3 separate regions of the Homo sapiens genome follow, and regions 1 and 3 are each linked to region 2. Evidence: chromatin loops called from intact Hi-C (ENCODE). Cell type or tissue: mammary epithelial cell. All regions are shown on one strand. Each heading gives the region's core, and the rest is flanking DNA. Links, peaks and the distances in the headings are about the cores only.

Evidence for each region. Hi-C counts contacts between places; a loop is a spot of excess contacts. Peaks named below come from ENCODE experiments on the same cell type or tissue, not always from the same donor. Only the 100,000 strongest peaks of a DNase experiment are listed, where the experiment ranks them.
Region 1: it touches region 2 in a loop (4-fold over the local background); 2 of 110 quality-filtered maps call a loop at or near these places.
Region 3: a loop joins it to region 2, with 5 times the contacts of the local background. A loop is called at or near these places in 2 of 110 quality-filtered maps.

What each region holds. Positions count from the first base shown.
Region 1 is chr3:133,593,107-133,597,408 of GRCh38, forward strand. No RefSeq gene overlaps it. Among named protein-coding and RNA genes, the nearest start is that of CDV3, 22 kb to the left of the region's middle. In mammary epithelial cell, for the core only: no CTCF peak of the experiment used is centred there; a DNase peak (open chromatin) is centred at 2,435.
Region 2 is chr3:133,816,442-133,820,743 of GRCh38, forward strand. It overlaps SRPRB (SRP receptor subunit beta), which reads left to right. Exons shown (of 7, transcript NM_001379313.1): 6 at 437-491; 7 at 3,112-4,302. The coding sequence ends at 3,325. Among named protein-coding and RNA genes, the nearest start is that of SRPRB, 13 kb to the left of the region's middle. In mammary epithelial cell, for the core only: a CTCF peak has its summit at 2,577 (motif pointing right); DNase peaks (open chromatin) are centred at 2,570 and 3,880; H3K27ac peaks cover 1,053 bases.
Region 3 is chr3:133,442,374-133,446,675 of GRCh38, forward strand. All of the region lies in intron 1 of BFSP2 (beaded filament structural protein 2), which reads left to right. The region is part of intron 2 of BFSP2-AS1 (BFSP2 antisense RNA 1); the gene reads right to left. Among named protein-coding and RNA genes, the nearest start is that of BFSP2, 44 kb to the left of the region's middle. In mammary epithelial cell, for the core only: CTCF peaks have their summits at 1,811 (motif pointing right) and 3,598; a DNase peak (open chromatin) is centred at 1,908; H3K27ac peaks cover 610 bases.

The DNA.
Region 1 (4,302 bases), core at 136-4,135, 220 kb before region 2:
GGACTAAAATGCGTGCCACCACACCCAGCTAACTTTTTTTATTTTTAGTAGAGATGAGGTCTTGCTATGTTGCCCAAGCTAATCTCAAAACTCCTGAGCTCAGGTTATCCTCCTACCTCAGCCTCGCGAAGTGCTGGGATTACAGGTGTGAACCACCATGCCTGGCTTGTAGTTCTTACTCTTTATTTAGCACACTAAACATTTTGGTTGTTTATCTCCCTCTGTTAGAATGTGAAATTGGTCTGGGGTAGGTACACGTAGGTGGAGATGTCAGGAGGTTAAGAGTGTGGGGTAGGAATTTAGGACAGGTCATGCTATGGGTGTCTAGACTGACAAAGGAACAAATGAGGTCACGATTTCAAGTTAGGGAGTGCAAACAAATTAATGGAGGTAGTCAGATCAGAAGGAGAGCCAAGAAGTTAGAAAGTCATATGGACAGGTGTTCTAATAACTAGCATCCTGAAACTGCAGGTTTGTAATGGTTTTAATTCACCAGTTACTACAACTAGGTACTAATGGGGCCTGCAGAATGCAGGCAAGTTATGAATTGCTTCTCCTGGGCTTGAAATAAAGATAATGAATATTATGAGTGATATATTGAGTAAGAAATAATTGCTTATTTTATCTTTTTGACACAGTTTCACTCTGTCACCCAGGCTGGAGTGCAGTGACACGATCCCAGCTCACCACAACCTCTGCCTCCCAGGTTCAAACAATTCTTATGCCTCAGGCTCCCCAGTAGCTGGGATTACAGGCGCATGCCACCACGCCCGGCTAATTTTTTTTTTTTTTTTTTGTATTAGTGGAGACAGGGTTTCCCCATGTTGTCCAGGCTGGTCTTGAACTTCTGACCTCAAGTAATCTGCCCACCTCGGCCTCCCAAATTGCTGGGATTACAGGTGTGAGCCATCACACCTGGCCTTAGAAATAATTGCTTTAAATAATCTTATTTGTATTATCTAAAATAGGAATTATGTTCACATCAGGAATTTAGGATATACATAAAAGTAATCATTAAGGCAGTTCAATTCTTTTGAATTTGCAGCCCAAGTGGGAACTAGAATTCTAAATAATTGGATATAGTAATACAGACGATGGGTAGGATTTAAGTCATCCACTTTAAAAGTCTTTTTAATCCCTCAACCTAACTGTTCAGGGATCCAGTCAAAGCATGCCCCAAGAAACCTCTGTAAAATGGTTCATCTCCAAATATGATGGAGAGTAGCACCCAGCCTTCGCAATTTTAATCATAAGAAGTGGAGCAACTCTGTAAGATTATGTCCATGGTTCTCAAACTGCTGCATTTTGGAATAACCTGGGAATCATTAAAAAAAAAAAAAAAAAAAAAAAACTCGCTGGGTGCGGTGGCTCACGCCTGTAATCCCTGCACTTTAGGAGGCCGAGGTGGGCGGATCACCTGAGGTCAGGAGTTCAAGACCAGCCTGGCCAACACAGTGAAACCCCATCTCTACTAAAAATACAAAAATTAGCCGGGCACGGTGGTGGACGCCTGTAGTCCCAGCTACTCAGGAGGCTGAGGCAGGAGAATCACTCGAACCCGGGAGGCGGAGCTTGCAGTGAGCCGAGATGGTACCATTGCACTCCAGCCTGGGCTACAGATCAAGACTCCGTCTCAAAAAAAAAAAAAGTGATGCCCGACTCCCACATCCAGACATTCTGAATTAATTAGTATGGAGTGTGACCCGAGCAGAGGAATGTTTTTTCAAGTCCCATAGTTCTAATGTGCAGCAAAATCTGGGAACCACTGGGTTATGTCAAAAAATGATAAATTATTTCCCTAGTAGGCAGTTGGAAGACAACCATAGGGCTAGCTCAAGCAGGAAATCCCTTAAATTGCATGCTTAGACCAGAAATGATTATCATATTCCTAAATGCATTTTTGGATACTGTTAAATGAGGGAAAGTGGATACTGAAGTTGGAGGGAAAGACTTGTCAACTGAAATAGTAAATTTCTTTGATTTTTTACAAAACTACACATTTTTGTAGTTCAGTAGTTATCAGTATATAAAGACCATTTTTAATATCTTATCTGTCATTTCTTAGATAACTGCCTCATCATCAATGTAACTTCTGTAGCTACTCGTTATCCTTCTCCAACAATACTTCCATGATGTTTGACTTGTCTTTTGACAGCAGATCTGACCATTCCTGAGTTTACTCACTGTAAATGTTAATCTGCCTTACACTACCCCTGGCCACTTTAAATTTGCCCTTTCATTATGTTGCTCAGTTATAGCACCTCTGGGTTTTAAGAGTTTCTTTAGAATTCTGCTATTCTTCCTGGTGACTATGAATTCAACCATAATTAACCTTACCAGAGATAAGCTTTGGCAGCCGCAGAATCATATAGCTCATCTATTTAAGAATCAGAACCTCAGGCCAAGTGTAGCTTGTACCACCTACACACTCTGGGTCTGTGACTCACCTTACTCACCAGTTCCTGCCTTTTAAAGATCATGTGGGTTATACTTAAGCATCTTTTCATAATGAGGTGTGGGCACAGACTGGAATCTCTTAGGTTTGTCTTTGGTTTTATTATAAATTGCTGGGACTACTATGGCTTCCTTATTGGATTTCTCTGATTTTACAGTTCAAATGTATGTCTTTAATTAGAACCTGAATTAAACAGGGAAGTCAGGGACTCCCAACCTCAGTGGCACCATGGTAATGGGAGTGAAGAGGAGGTTGCAAGCTCCCATTATATTCTTTTGTTCTGTCCTGACATCCTCTTCTTTTTTTAAAACCTTAGCTCCAGCTGGCAAAAGTGTTAAATCACTTACTGGAATTTTAAAAAATTGTATAGTTTTTAACCTTGAGCCAGGCAACAGGTAACAAATGTTGACTCGTTTAACCCTGAAAGCCCCTTAAAGAGGGGAAAATAGGTTCTGAAAGGTTAAATAGCTTGCTGGAGTCATAGCTAGTAATGAAAGAGCCAGGACTCCAACCCAGGTGTTTTGGCTCCAGCATGTTTTTAACCATGAGGCTTTGCTTCCACTCTTCACCTTAGATTTAAGTAAGGGTAGAGAAGGAACATGATAACCAAATGCTCCTTCGAAATGACTTGAAAATGCTGTTTGCCCTGTTCCCATCCCAAGGTCAGCAGGGATGCATTAGAGCCTGACTTCTTCAGTCTCCCCTCAAAGCAGCAGAAAGTTCTTTTTTTTTTTTTTCTGAGACGGAGTCTCCCTCTGTCGCCCAGGCTGGAGTGCAGTGGCACAATCTCGGCTCACTGCAACCGCCACCTCCCGGGTTCAAGCGATTCTCCTGTCTCAGCCTCCTGAGTAGCTGGGACTACAGACGCCCACCACCACTCCCAGCTAATTTTTGTATTTTTCTCCCAGAGATGAGAGTTCACCACGTTGGCCAGGCTGGTCTCGAACTCCTGACCTCGGCCTCGGCCTCCCAAAGTGCTAGGATTACAGGTGTGAGCCACCACGCCCAGCCAAAACTTGATAATTTTCATTGCAGATTTCCAAATGTTAAACAAGCATGAGATGGCTCTGCTTAATGCTACTACTTGTCATGCCAGACTGCTATTGACTCTAGTGGGGATGGTACCACGTGAGGGAGGCTGAAGAAGAGATGTGGAGCCAGTGAATGAGACATAGGGTTTATTGTGGACTTACATTACACAACAGTCCAGGAGCAGTGGGCTGGACAGGAAAATTGCTCCTTTTTTTTTTTTTTTTTTTTTTTTTTTTTTTTTTTTGAGACGGAGTCTCGCTCTGTCGCCCAGGCGGGAGTGCAGTGGCGCGATCTCGGCTCAGTGCAAGCTCTGCCTCCCAGGTTCACACCATTCTCCTGCCTCAGCCTCCCCAGCAGCTGGGACTACAGGTGCACGCCGCCACACCCAGCTAATTTTTGGGTGTGTGTATTCTTAGTAGAGACGGGGTTTCACCGTGTTAGCCAGGATGGTCTCGATCTCCTGACCTCGTGATCCGCCCGCCTCGGCCTCCCAAAGTGCTGGGACTACAGGCATGAGCCACCGCACCCGGCCAAAAATTGCTACTGTTTTTTAAAAGCATGCAGTCTAACATGTCATTTTCACATAGCAACCTCTACCTAACAACTTCCACTTAACCCAATACAAAGGGCCACCATCCCCTATACAGCCTGCATTCCAAGGAATGGGGCAGGGGTATGGACATCCGTCATTGATGATAAGGAGTCAGTCTCTGGACTGGCCACTCCTGGATTCCTTAACTTGGAACTCCAAACATACATTCTTCTTAGACCACAGGGTCACTTCCCAGGGTATGCCTGAGTTGTTGTCAAGTATG
Region 2 (4,302 bases), core at 239-4,238:
TTAATGCTTTAAACATACCGTCTTAGGATCAATTGGAAACATGCTAAGTTTACTTTAAAATGACAGATAGGGCACTGTCTTTTGGCATGTGAAGGCACTTCTCATAATCACAGCACTGGTAGGTTTTCTTTCTGTTAAACTGAGTAAACTTATATGTTTTGAATTGAAAGGTCTATAAGGTGTGGAGAACTTTAGGGAAAGCTAAAGTCAGTTTTAGGGTCACCAGCATAATATGTTTATAAGCATTATCTTGGGAAAGCCCCTAGTGCAAGTATAAAGCTTACTTTGATAGAGAAGGAACTAGTGATAAAAGGTCTTTTTTTAAAAAAAGAGAAAAACTTACTGGTTTAAATAGGAATTTTCCTTCTGTGTAAGAAGTCTTGGGGAAAAAACTCATTCTCGTTTAAACTACAACAGTGTCTTTATTTCTTTACAGATATTGCAATGGCAAAATCAGCAAAGTTAATTCAACAGCAGCTGGAGAAAGAACTGTAAGTGTGAAAGAGGCCTGTTGGTTAATTATATATCTTAACACTTAGACTGTAAGCAGCATATTCATGTTTCTTTTGTTTGGTTTTATGTGATTATCACAATTATAGACTGAAGATTAGTGTGATAAATATTTGTTAAATAATTTACAAAATAATGGAATCACAAAAACTTACTAGGGTGCTTATAGATATTTTAAAATTTCATGGAAAGAAGATTTTTTTGAAACCATAAACTTAATTTATTTTACCATTGTTACTAAATCATTTATAGTTGAAAGGTTTTAGAAGCTAAAAAAGTTTACATGCCAACTTGAGAACGGTGTTATTTCAGTGAGTGGAAGTGTTTGTTCACCACTCAATAATGCCTGTGAAGTGGTATTTAAGGATGCATGTAAATAATAAAAAATAAAAACTGAGAATCAGGAAAAAAGAAATTAAAACATTTAAAAGCCACTTTGGAAATTATTGTTGACAGAATAAGAACAGAACACTGAGGAAGACTACAAGTCTTTGATACTACATTATAGCTTCTTAGATTGTTAAAATACTTGGCAATATTATATATCCTGCTTTGAGTGTTTCAAGGTTTGTAAATTGAGCTATAAGCTTTTGAATTTTAAGGCATCTAGCATGTCTTCTGCGTTATGCCAATTTGTAAGAGCTAGCCAAAAGCTGGTGTAGAAGAAATGATCAACATTTATAGTAAAGCAAGTTATGTTTTCTTATTGCTTTTGTGTAAGGCCTTGAAAAGGATCTGATGAGGAAAAACTGTATAAATTCAACTTTTAGAAACTTTTCTCCCCACTATGACTTACTGACTCCCTTATTCATTTAAGAAGCACCTGTAGTGCATCTAGTGGATGCCAAGACTGCAGTTGGGAGCAGCTGTAGGAGGAAATGTGTTCCTGTACTCAGGAGCTTAGAGTCTGGTAGAATCTAGTCAGCTTCGGGCATTGGCAAACTCCTGCCTGGGCCTGCAAGCCAAGAGTAAATCGACATTTTTAAAGGGCAGGTAAAAAACAGAAGAAAAATATGCGACAAAATATTTAATTTCTGGCTCTTTGCAGAACAATTTTGCCAGCCCTGCCTATGCCATTTTCAGTGGTTCCTTTCCCGTCTGGAGCTGCGAGTTTATCACCCTGTCCTCCTGTGCTCTTGATGCTCACTCTCTTGGATTGTATCTGTTGCTGCCATTAGGTTAATAAGGACATTGGAACAATTGGATGGTTGGGTTTTTCTAAAAATTCTCTTGAAATTGTTGGGAATTGTTTTGGGGAAGCCAAAACTGTCATAATGTTATTTGTGAATCAGTCTTGGGTTATTTTTAACAGTACAGTCCAAGTCTCCCGTGGTTAAAACACATGTTTTCCATAGGCTGTTTGCTTTTCACTCTATAGACTTAGAGAAAAACAATACAGAAGCCAATCCTTTTTTAAAAGCATTGAAAGGCAATGCTTTCTTAAAAGGCAGTGAAACAAAATGTTGACAAATTGTAAAGGTTAACATCAGTTAAAATTCGGAATCTGACTAATTTTAATCTCAGATTTATGAGAATTAGGCCCTGTTAGCTTAGAGGCATTTCATAGTCTCTCAATAACACGGTATATTATATTTACATGGCCTTGTGGCAAAAGCTGAATACATGTTTTACTTTTTTCCTTAAAAAATTTTTATTGTAAAATATCTTACTTATAATAGTATATATGTCACATGCATTAAGCTTAAAAAATATTAAAATGAATACCTATGTACTCACCACCATGCCTAGAAGGCCCCTGTTTCTCCCCAAAAGCTTTTCCCTCAAGAGGTCAGCAATATCCAGTTTTGTATTGTTTTTTAAAAATACTTTTACAGTGTGTGTGTGTGTGTGTGTGTGTGTGTGTGTGTGTGTTCCTTCCTAAACAAGGTATTGCTTAGTTTTGCCTGTGGATTCTTCACTAATTTTGAAGCAACTTTACAGAACAAGAAATGCTTTATTTTGTAAGAAAGAAGATTGGCAGCATGTATTCCTCTGCTTCTGGATAGCAGAAAGGGGAAGGGGAGGCCGACAAATGAGTGTTGCTTATGCACCCTTTATTAGGGCCAGCAGGTGGCAGTAAGGGGACTTACATTGGGAAGGTTTTGGTGGTTAAAGAGGTTGGATAATAGTAATTCTGCCCTAGTTAGATATGAGAATCTGGAGTTGGTGGATTTCTAAACTCCATATCCAAATAGACTCAAGATAAAAATACATACCCTATCTACCCACACTTAACTTTCAGAAACTTATGTTTTTATAACACTTAAAGCATGTATTTTAAAAATATATTTTTAGACGGCTTCATTCAGTAGATCCTCTTAGAAGGGGGCCTTGGGCTGAAAGAAAGTTGGTGTGACCTGGTCTACTGCTGACCTGCCTTCTAGCCCTGTGAGGTCTGACCCCCCCAGCCCGCCCCACCTACCTCACCTCTCTGTCCAAGAGAGGGACTTATAAATGCAAAGGATTATTCAACAATCTTAATAGCATAATTGGCAATTCTATAGTTAAGTTTTAAATGAGTGCTGAAATGTTTAGAAACTAATATGATTTAATTGCTGTATAAAAATTTTGCCTCCTGACTTCTTTCCTTTTGCCCCACAGCAACACCTTACGAGTTACCCGTTCTGCTGCCCCCAGCACACTGGACAGTTCCAGCACTGCCCCTGCTCAGCTGGGGAAGAAAGGCAAAGAGTTTGAATTCTCACAGTTGCCCCTCAAAGTGGAGTTCCTGGAGTGCAGTGCCAAGGGTGGAAGAGGGGACGTGGGCTCTGCTGACATCCAGGACTTGGAGAAATGGCTGGCTAAAATTGCCTGAGAGGCAGCTCTAAAGCACAAGACCTGGATGTGTGACACACAGTTTTGGAAAAAGGTCTGTGGTAGTCTGGAGTTGATGAGGAAGGGGTACAAGATGTGGTTAGAAACATTTCTTTGTTCTGGAAACAAAGTACTGTTGAAACCAGCTTGGAATTTTTTTTTTTTTTTTTTTTAAGTTCAGTTCTCCCTTATGGCTGCCTTTCAAACAAGTACCTTTTATCTGATGCCTGTATCTTCCCTTTGTTAAGGTGTAACTTGATGTAGGGTCAAGGTTTTTGTGACAACAGGCAGACTCCACACAGAGAGGATATGATGAGAATATGGCCATCACCTGAAAAGTTTTCTTATCTTCTGTGCTTTTGGTCCCTGGAAACAAATCCGCCTATGTATGAAGCTAGTTGATTTCCAGTTGCACTATTTCCAGTTGCCTCTGAAGTTCACAGGCAATACATTGTCTAGTCCTTTGCGAATTTCTCTGATTTGTGGGCACAGTTATGAAGTTTCCCCACATGTGAAGACAGGTACAAAATAGCAGAGCCAAGCAGACAGTGGGTCTATTCTTCATTAGCTCAGTGACTTGTCCACACTCGTCTTAGCACTTACGTTTCAAAAGCTTGTCACAAACCCTTGGAGTCATTCCCAGATAATAGAACTGGAAATGATAAATCCCCTAATGCCAAGGGTCTAGTGTGTTCTTAGTGGTTATACTGGGAAGTGTGTGGAGATTTAGGTGCTGCTCTGCTGCTCTGGATGGCTGAAGGCTCCTGGGCCATCTTCATGTGCTGCTTGAAGAGCTCCTATTTTGTACTCCTGGCTAGAATGCTGTGGAACAAATACAAAGTGAAAAAAGTTCTCTGTAGATTTCTGAAGTGCATATTCATTGATGCCAAGAAAAAAAAAAAGTTGCCTTTTTGAAGTGATGTTTTTTGCTGTCTTCTTAAACACAAGGCTTTTTTGAATGATTAGTATATTTCATGG
Region 3 (4,302 bases), core at 219-4,218, 370 kb before region 2:
CAAACTTCTAGGCTCAAGCAATCCACCCACCCTGTCCTCCCAAAGTGCTGGGCTTATAGGCGTGAACCACCACACCTAGCCCCTCTGAAGAGTTTTAATTTAGTTTAATCAGAGTGACATGATATGATTTTAAGAGTTTAAAAAGCCCACTCTGGAAGCAGGATGCAGAATGCATTGGAGGAGGGAGGTACAGATCAGGGAGTTGGAAGGATATTACAATGGGATATTATAATGGGATAGGAGAGCATGATGGGGACTTGCACTAGGGTGATGTCAAGAGAGGTAGAGAGAAATAAATGGATTTGAGATACATTGTGGGGGTAGAATTGACTAGACTCAGTGATAAATGAGATGTGGGAGATGACAGAAAGTGAGAGATCAAGATGATCCCTTGGTTTCCGGGTAGACATTGGGGTTGTTTACTGAGATGAAGAGGATCAAGGGGTGGTGGGGAAAGGGAAGATTTGTGGGGAAATTATCTAGATTTTCTTTTTTTTTTTTTTAATGGATTTTCACTCTTGTTGCCCAGGCTGGAGTGCAGTGGTGCGATCTCAGCTCACTGCTACCTCTGCCTCCTGGGTTCAAGCCATGATCCTGCCTCAGCCTCCTAAATAGCTGGAATTACAGGTGCGTGCAACCACGCCCAGCTAATTTTTTGTATTTTTAGTAGAGGCAGGGGTTTCACTATGTTGGCCAGGCTGGTCTGGAACAACTGACCTCAGGTAATCCACCCACCTCAGCCTCCCAAAGTGCTGGGATTCCAGGCGTGAGCCACCGCACCCGGCCAAAATTATCTAGATTTTCATTCGGGGACATGTTAAGTTTGAGATGTCTGAGAAATAGCCAAGTGAAGACCTCAAAGAGAGGGTGAGTATGCAAGTGTGGAGCTGAGCAGAAAGTTCTGAGATAGACATTTAAATGTGAAAGTCATTAGCACATACAATGCCATTTAAATCTGTGTGGATAGATCAGACCATTTAGTGATTAAAAAAAAGAAGCACCAAGACCCAATCTTGAAAAACTTTAACATTTAGAGGTCAGATAAGGAAGAAAAACCTGGTGAAGCAGAGAATAATAAGAAAGAATGGTCAATGAAGTAGGAGGAAGTCCAGAGAGAGTGGTGTCATGGAAGCCGAGACAGAAAAGTACATCTGTGACAAATGCAACCAGCAGGTCAATATGAGCACAGAGAAGCATCTGCCGGGCTTGGTAATACGGTGGCCTTGTTATTAAGAGCAGTATCACTGGGGTGCTAGGGACTGAGAATTATTTCTCATTCCTTTATTGCTAGAAGCAAGTTATGCTGAACATCCATCCTAAACTTGAAAGTCAAATAAATGTGGGAAGGGTTTCCAAGGGAATCTTGCATCTTGCCACTGCACCAGCTGAGTTTAATTTCCCAGGAGCTCAGTCTTACCCACCTCCTCCCCACACCTGCAGCTCTAGCTGCCAGAATGCCAATATCTTTACTCCAAACAAACCATTCATTGTACCCTTGGGCCCAAATGATAACCTTTTTTAAAACGCTGCTTGTATTTGCCTTTCCTTTAACACAATGATGGTCAAATCTCTCATCCACCACCACCAGCTCATTTATTTTAATAACTACATCCGCAGTGAAAACAGGAGTAGTATTATAGAAAGAGATAAAGTCCTCACCATCATGGTACAAATGACTAGGACTTTTCAGATGACTATGGACAGGAAAAACAAAGGAAAAAAATATATATGTATATATATACATATATATATATCAAGCCACTAGATGGAAGTCTTCATTCAACTGCCTGTGCACTTCAGAAAAGTAAAGCAGGATCAGTGCCAGACTGCACAAACCCATCAAATTCATTCGACATTCATTGAACAACTGCTTTGTACAAAGACAAATAACAATGATGATAATGGCTACCGTTCATGCAATATTTACTCTGTGCCAGGCAATCTGCTGAGTCACACATACGCTGAGTCTCACACACCTTGGCTCATTTAATTCTCCCAGGAGGAAGGGAGTATTATTATCTTCATTTTATGGGGGAGGAAACCAAATCTTAGAATTACTTACTCTAAGCAACTGACCCATGCTTGTGAATGGAGGAGCCAGTTTCCAGAATAAGAAAACACTGTCGTTGTCTACAAAGTATTTATACTAAATGTGGTAAGAGAGGGATAATGTGCCACAGGGGTGGGCTGTGACTCAGATGCAGGAACCAGCCAATGAGGGAGGAAGAGAATCAGCAAAGGCCCCACCATGCTCTCTACAGCTCAGGATGAAACGGAGCGGTCACCCCTAATTGTTTTCCCTCACTCTCCCCATAACTACTGCACCACAAAGAACCGACTGTTCTATCCCCCAAATGCATCTTAAACTAGTCCACATTTTTCCACCTACCCTATGATCACATCGTTCGTCCAGGCCACCATCATTAATAAAATGGGCTCCCTGGACCACCGCAAGAGCCTCCCGACTGGTTCTTTGGCATCTTCTCCTGCCTCCTCCAATCCTCTCTTCCCACAGTAGTCAGAGGGTCCACTTAGTGCACAGATCACCTCTGTAACCTGCTCAAGCCCTTTCAAAGGCTTCCCAGTAAATCTCAACTCCTTTCCATTGTGCCCAAGGCCTTCCCTCTATGGTCTGGTCTTGTCTACCTTTTTAACCTCATCTCCTACAGTAGCGGCTGGTTTCTCAACAAACAGGACAGAGCCTGGCATAAACAGTAATTATGTGCTGAAGAAATTAAGGCAAGAATGAATGAGTGAATAAATAGAAAAGTTTCATGGGGAAGCCGTGTTTGAAATGAGCATTATACTGGAGCAGGCTTTCTCAGACTGAGGGCTGGGAGTGGGGAGGTAGTGAAACAAGTTGCTCTCAATGGAGGCAGCAGGTGCAAAGGCACAGAGGGATTCCAGGTGCAGCAGGGAGGCAGCTAGAGCAGGCCTGGGGGCAGGGCCATGTGAAACCGGGGTTCTCAAGGTTGAGTATGCATCATAAGCCCCTGGAAAGCTTGCTGAGACACAAATTGTTGGGACCCACCTGCAGAGATTCTGATAGGTCCATCTGAAACAGGAGCTGAAAAGTGCATTTCTCACAAGTTCCCAGGTGATGCTGCTGCCACTGGTCCAGGGCCCACACTTTGAGAACCACTAGTGCAAAGTACAGTCAGTCCTTCACATCCATGGGTTCCACATCCATGGATTCAACCAACTGTAGATCAAAATATTTTTTAAAAAATAGATGATTGCGTTTATACTGAACATGTGGGCTTTTTTCTTGTCATTATTTTCTAAATAACACAATAAATAACAACTATGTACATAGCATTTCCATTGTATTGGGTATCATAAGTAATCTTGAGATGATTTAAAGTATATGGAAGGATGTGTGTGTAGGTTATATGCAAATACTACATCATTTTATATAAGAGACTTGAGCATCCGTGGGGGACTGGAACCAAGACCCCATAGATACCAAAGGACAACTGTACATAGGTTTTCTATAAGCTTTAATTTTGGAGGGTAGGAATTGTTACCTTAAAAGAAGGATATAAATCACTATTTTAAGCCAATATTAGTCCTTTGATACTTAAATGTGAATGAGTTGCAAGTTCTTTATCAACCAGAAGGAGAACTCCAGGCACCAGAGGTGAGAGACAGGAGTGATTAAGAACTGGGAAAGGGAGACACCCTAGTCTGCCTGCTCCCCAGTGTGCCCCAGGCCAAGCTGGAACAGAAATGATTAGCTTTGCTAGTGGGGAATTCAATGAAAATGGCAGGGTTTGGTGGCTTACACCTGTAACCCCAGGACTCTGGGAGGCCAAGATGGGTGGATAATTTGAGGTCAGGAGTTCGAGACCAGCCTGGCCAACATGGTGAAACCCCATCTCTATTAAAAATACAAAAATTAGCTGGGCGCAGTGGCACATGCCTGTAATCCCAGCTACTCAGGAGGCTGAGGCACGAGAATATCTTGAATCTGGGAGGCAGAGGTTGCAGTGAGCAGATATTGTGCCACTGCACTCCAGCCTGGGCAACAAAGCAAGACTCTGTCTCAAAGAAAAAACAAAAAAAGTAATTCAATGAAATGAAACAAAATAAGACAGCCACACTGGAGCAAGGGGAAAGCAGTTATTTTCTTCTCCCATAGCTGGGATTTGGCTCCACCCTGCAGGCTCCCCCTATCAGAGCCTTCAGCTCACCATTTATATATATATATATATATATATATATATATATATATATATATATATATATATATATATATATATATATAAAGGAGTTTCTTGGGTTGAAGGGAGGACACCCCTC